Regions from separate parts of the Homo sapiens genome. Here region 2 is linked to region 1. Evidence: chromatin loops called from intact Hi-C (ENCODE). Cell type or tissue: breast epithelium. All regions are shown on one strand. Each heading gives the region's core, and the rest is flanking DNA. Links, peaks and the distances in the headings are about the cores only.

Region 1 (2,918 bases), core at 189-2,688:
TAGCCATTTACTCCTCCAGGCTGTGTGCATGCTTCTCCCTCTTACTTGTCACAAAATCTCCTCCCGATTCTTCAATACCAGCTGCAATGAATCATCTCATTCATTAATTCACTCATTCAACATATTTATTTTGAGCACCTAATATTTGTAAAATACTGTGCTAGAAGAAGCTAAAGAGACAGAAATCCTGTTCTCACTGAGCCATATATTTTTCTGGAAGCCTTTCTTGACACCGTTGGCAGTTAATAATTTCCTCCTAATTCTCATAGCATTCTGTTCATACATTATCATAGCAATTAACAAGCATATGTAATGACCTATGTATATGTCTGAAGTCTGGATTCCTGCTGAGACTGTGAGCTCCTGCGGTTGGGGCTGGGAGGGTTGCTGCAATAACCAAGTCTTATTCCTCTCCAGCTTTGAGAAGAGTATATCATATAGTAGTTAAGCTCATGGGTTCTGGAGCTGACTACCTGGGTTCAAACTCTGTGCCATTTACAGGCTCTCTAATCTTGAAAATTTTTCTTAATCTCTCTGTGCTTTGGTTTGCTCCTCCGTTGAATGAATATAACAGTAGTAACTATAAAGTTGTAAGGATCAAAGGAGTTAATTTATGAAAGCAATCAGTATAGAATATGGTAGGTGTTCTACCTTTATTAATTCCATTATGGTGCCTAGTAATAGAAAGCCTTCAATAAAAGCTGACTGAATTAGTAGATAGATATTATTTAAATGTAAGATCTATCTATCTACCTATCTAACTCTAGTCAAAGACCATATCATCTCATTCCCAGGAATGAAAATGGTGAGGAGAGATGAAGTCCAGGCAGCCCAGGGCAGTGGCTCTCAGGCTTTAGTGTGCTTTAAAATCTCCTAGGAAACCCATTAAATTTTCATATTTCTGCTCCATTTCTGATTTGGTAATTTTGGAATAGATCTCAGAACCTGCATTTCTAATGAGCCCCCTGTGGATGGAGGGTTGTTGGATCACATTTTGAAAAATACTAGTCCTTGAGAGATCTCTTAGATGCCTTTCCTCATTGAGGGTCCCAGAATGACACACTGTCCCCTGCACAGGGACTGGAGAAATCCTGCTGTTCAAGATGGCATAGTGCCCTGTGAACCTCAGGGTCCTTCCATGGAAGAACATCAGGGAGGAAATGAAGTACATAAAATTCACTATGCTGAGATCAGCTACAAACACATGAGTCATAAAGTTGTGCTGGCTGGTGTGGGGATTTGAGAAACGTTTCTGTGTAATCCACTTGGGTTATTTCACAAGAATTGGCAACGCAGCAATGGTATTTAGGGTGCCTAGTGGTGCTATTCAGATTTGAACTACACCATAAGTTTCATGTAGGCTTAATTTATTATTATTAATCTGCCATAAATTGCTGATGTGACTTTTAGCAGGCCACTTTGCTTTTCTGGCCTCTTCTTTCTACGATGGGTGGGTTAAGTTTCTCTTAACCTTCCAACTTTGTTGTTCTGACTCCCATGCAGGGAATTACATACCACTGACAGAAGGCCTGAACGAGTTAATAACCCTTCATAAGAGAGAATAGTTTACTCTGTATTAACCTCAGCTTCAGTTTCCAAATGTCAATCAATAGCAACACAACTGGATTTTTTAAAGTGAAGAGAGAGTGCCAGCTCCACTGTGCATCCTTATCCAGCACTCAGCTGTAACAGGAATGAAAAAGCACACCTGAAACAAAGACCCATTCTCTTTCCTCCTGCTCTGCCTGCAGCAAACCTGTTCCATCTAGCACTTTCTCCAAATGCTGCATTTTCCTGCTCCCAGGCCCTGGGGATGGGCAACCCAGGAGGTGGGTGCTCGAGCTCCTCCTTCTAAAAAAGTCCTGCTGAGGTCATCTGTAGGAAGTAACCTGGTCACGTCCTGGGACGCAAATTGAAAGGCACTAGCAATAGTGAGTTCATGGCTGGTTTTCTGTAAAGCCAATTCCCATTCTTAACCTCTATTTCTGTTATGCCAGCAGAATGGGGTAAGAAAAGACAAACAGAAAAGAAAGTAAACTTTTTTTTTTTTTTGAGATGGAGTCTAGCTCTGTCACTAGGCTGGAATGCAGTGGCGTGATCTCAGCTCACTGCAACCTCTACCTCCCAGGTTCAAGCGATTCTCCTGCCTCAGCCTCCTGAGTAGCTGGGACTACAGGTGCGTGCCACCATGCCCAGATAATTTTTGTATTTTTAGTAGAGACGGGGTTTCCCCGTGTTGCCCAGGTTGGTCTCAATCTTTTGACCTCGTGATCTGCCCGTCTCGGCCTCCCAAAGTATTGGGATTGCAGGCGTGGGCCACCGTGCCCGACCAGTAAAACTTTATTCTTCTAGTATTACCTAACATGGAGCAACATCTCTGGTTCTGAGTTATTTTGCTGTACATTGTACAGAGGGCTCCACAACAAAAATGCCTTCTGTTTGTTGGTTTCAAGAGGATACAGGTTCAGAGAATGCACAGCATCACACGGTCCCTTTCCACTGGTTCAGGGCACATCATGTGCTACAGTGCACCTGCCCAGCATCGTGCTCACATTCTACATTCCAATGTCCACTTGGGTGGTATTTTCCAACCTTTTCACAAACAAGGGAATCCCAGCCTTTTATTATTTCTCCCTCCTCTGCCCATATCATGGGATGAAAGATTTTTCTTCCAAATTGCATTAATAAGTAATTAATGGAATTTAAAAATTAATCAGACACAGATAATGGCTAATCCATGCTTCTCATCTTCACCAGAGTACCAGTGTAATTATTTTTATCATACCAGCGAAAAGCACAGAAAATTGGCCTCTCAGTGAGTTTATTCAGTCTTATCACAGATACAGTTTGCTTTCTGATAAGCTTTTTAGAAAATTGAAGGTAGCTCAAAGAACCTCGATTATTCCTTGAACACTACA
Region 2 (2,918 bases), core at 284-2,783, 86 kb before region 1:
TCTCAGCTTCCTGGAGGAAAGCCTTTACTGAATTAAAGTATAATACTGAATTAAAGCATAATATTCATTATGAATATGAATATTTATAATATTCATATAAGATTTTATAATGCAGCTTAAAAACAGAAACATCAAAGTCAACAGTGTCATGGTGTCTTTCCAAAATTCCCAGTGGAAGATGTCCATCAAGTTACCTAATTCCCCTGATGATAAATGTACCTTTGAATTTATTTCCAGGAAAAATTTGCCTCCATTTAATGAATGTGTATGGTTTTCATATATTTAAAAAAAAAACTTCTGTATTCCCACATTCTTCCTTTTGACCTTAGTTGCTTGGAAACTCAGAGTTAAATGAGGGCTCAGTTTTGAAAATCACCCATTGCAAGTTTCTACTAATATTTAATTTGTATTATTTTATCGGAGGGTGCTTATTTGCAATGAGAAGCAAACTAACGTTTGTCAATTGCCTTCAAGGCGCAGGCCCTGTGTTCGTTGTATATCTCATGGGTTATTTCATGCACCATGGAAAATTTTCAACAATCCTGAAAAACAGGTATTGTCATTGTCATTTTACAGATGACACAGCTTAGTTTCAGGGAATTTAAGTAAGTTGGCCAGAGTCACATGGACATGAAGATATTTGCAACAGTTTTGAAGTAATATATAAATTCTCAATAATGTATATTTTATATTAAAATTCATATAAAATTATTCAAACCCATTTCATTTTCGTTGATTTCAAGATTATACAGCCTACATATACACACACCCCCATCGCATAACTTCTTTTCTTTCTTTCCTTTGTCCTGCCTTTTTTTCTTTGCCTGTATATTGACACTTTCTCTCAGGCACTGTGTTTGCCCTTGGTGGTACAAAGATCAATTACATACAGACATGGTTTCCAGGAGCTTGAAGTCTAGTAGATGGGTTAAGGTATGGACTTAACTACAATTCAAGGTAGAAAGCAATGAATGTAATGAGAGATGCAAAATGCTTTGTGAGTTCAGAGAGGGGAAAAAGCAATGTCATGGTCCCAGCCCTCCAGGAGTTCACAGTTCGGTGGACCAGAGACCTAAACGAAATTATAATACAGTATGGTAAGAACTATACTGAAAGGTTTGCACTGTGCTGTGGGTACTAGAGGGAGAAGAAACTAACTTTGTTTCATGAAAAGGAGTGATTATAGCAACATGGACACTCAGGGAAGGGGATGGAGAGAGTGAAGGGCTGGGGTTCCAAGATACCAGCAGAACTGCCTAACAAAGTGGACAGGATGTTACAGCCAGTAGGGATCAGACAGTGGTAGGGCAAAAGGCATTCATAGGGAGGAGAGCTGACGCTGTGAGGTCGAGCCCCAGGAAATGATTGTATCTGGGGTAAAGCTGCAATTCCAGGAAGGAGGTCTGGCAAAAGCAATAGAGATAACTAGAACGCCAGTTACTGGCCTCATCCCTAAGGAGTATGGAGCAAGGCAGAATTGCTTAGACACGCTGTCCAACTACCATCTGGAGGGACAAGGTAGCTGGAAAGAAGGAGGTAAAAAGGAGAATTACAGTATCAAAGCACGAAGGCAGCAGCAGTGGAGGCAGAGACGTGGATGGTCATGCAGTGGTGTCGGCAGTAGCACCTGGGAAGGGAGAGAGGAAGTATGCTGACTGCAACGGTTCTAAGCCTGGTTCAAAACGGGGCTCAAAGGGGTACAAGAGTTAATGAAAGTCATTTTTGAAGAATGCTGGGGTTTGAACATGATTGAAGATAGAAAGGAGAGAGTAAAGATGTAAGATACAATGATTGATGGAATACATCTCCTGGAGCAAGAGCTGAAGTTCAATGTTGGCCTCTGAGAAGTGGCACGTGGGGTGCAAGGGAGAAAATGAGACAGAGGATGGGTGAATTCTTGACATTCTGATGTCGGTAGGAGCTGCCCCCCTCCAGTGTGTTCTTTATCCTGCTACTAGAGTGACTTTTCTACAAAGCAATTTTGATTCACTGACATTCAATGCATTTGAATTAAGTGATTACCTTTTGCCAGGTACAAGTTATATTTCTGCTTATAAACTACCTGTGCAGTTTTTTTCATGACTTTCCATTGCCTTCAGGATGAGAGAAAAAAAGTCACTTGGAGTATCCTCAGTGAAACTCTCTTACTTTACTTTTATCCGTATGATTTCCCCAGCATATAGGCCAGTCCAGCCCCCATCAATAGGGCCTCTTCAGAATCACATCTCATAGATTTGATCCATGGGGCAGCTGAGAGGGAATTCTCTGCTTTCCAGCTCTGACTAGAACTGGAAGGACTAGGACTCAAACTAAGACTAGGTCCATGGGCAAATGTTGTTTAGAGAGCAGACTTGGTATGGAGGAAGGTGGAAGTGCTAGCTCCTGTTCCTAACTTCTGTTGGGGGAGGGGATGGGCTCTTAAAGCCCCAGAACAGAAGAAAGGACGATAAGTCAATGGTATAATTTATTTGTCCACATGTTCAACAACTAAGTTTTGGGTCCCTGCAACATAGTAGATGTGTTAGGGGTTGGAATACAGTGGTGAATAAGACAGATGCCACCCCTGTATTCAACTAGCTTGCAGTGTAGTTGGGGGAGATTCACAAGAACAAAGATATATGAGAGGTAATCCATGCTCAAAGAGAAGAAGCAGAGGGAGCTACCAGACCATATAGGATGGGAGCTAATCCATATTAGGAGACCAGGGAAACCTTCTGGGGGAAATGAAGTCTTAGCTGAGACTGAAGAAAATTTAGGATTAGGTTAGCCAAGCTGAGTAGATCAGAAGTGTTCCAGGCAGAAGGAACAGCGTATTTGAAGACCTGGGGGTGAGAGAAAGCATGACACTTCTCAGGAACTGGAGGACATTTATTATGAAGGTTGCTAAGTGTAGAGTGTATATGAGTTTGGGGAGAGGA

What was found. Hi-C counts contacts between places; a loop is a spot of excess contacts. Peaks named below come from ENCODE experiments on the same cell type or tissue, not always from the same donor. Only the 100,000 strongest peaks of a DNase experiment are listed, where the experiment ranks them.
Region 2: it touches region 1 in a loop (6-fold over the local background); 10 of 110 quality-filtered maps call a loop at or near these places.

Annotation. Positions count from the first base shown.
Region 1 is chr11:96,167,622-96,170,539 of GRCh38, forward strand. All of the region lies in intron 1 of MAML2 (mastermind like transcriptional coactivator 2), which reads right to left. Among named protein-coding and RNA genes, the nearest start is that of MIR1260B, 170 kb to the right of the region's middle. In breast epithelium, for the core only: a CTCF peak has its summit at 1,337; DNase peaks (open chromatin) are centred at 1,220 and 1,790; H3K4me3 peaks cover 254 bases; H3K27ac peaks cover 2,500 bases.
Region 2 is chr11:96,081,231-96,084,148 of GRCh38, forward strand. The region is part of intron 2 of MAML2 (mastermind like transcriptional coactivator 2); the gene reads right to left. Among named protein-coding and RNA genes, the nearest start is that of MTMR2, 160 kb to the left of the region's middle. In breast epithelium, for the core only: no CTCF peak of the experiment used is centred there; no DNase peak of the experiment used is centred there; H3K27ac peaks cover 1,073 bases.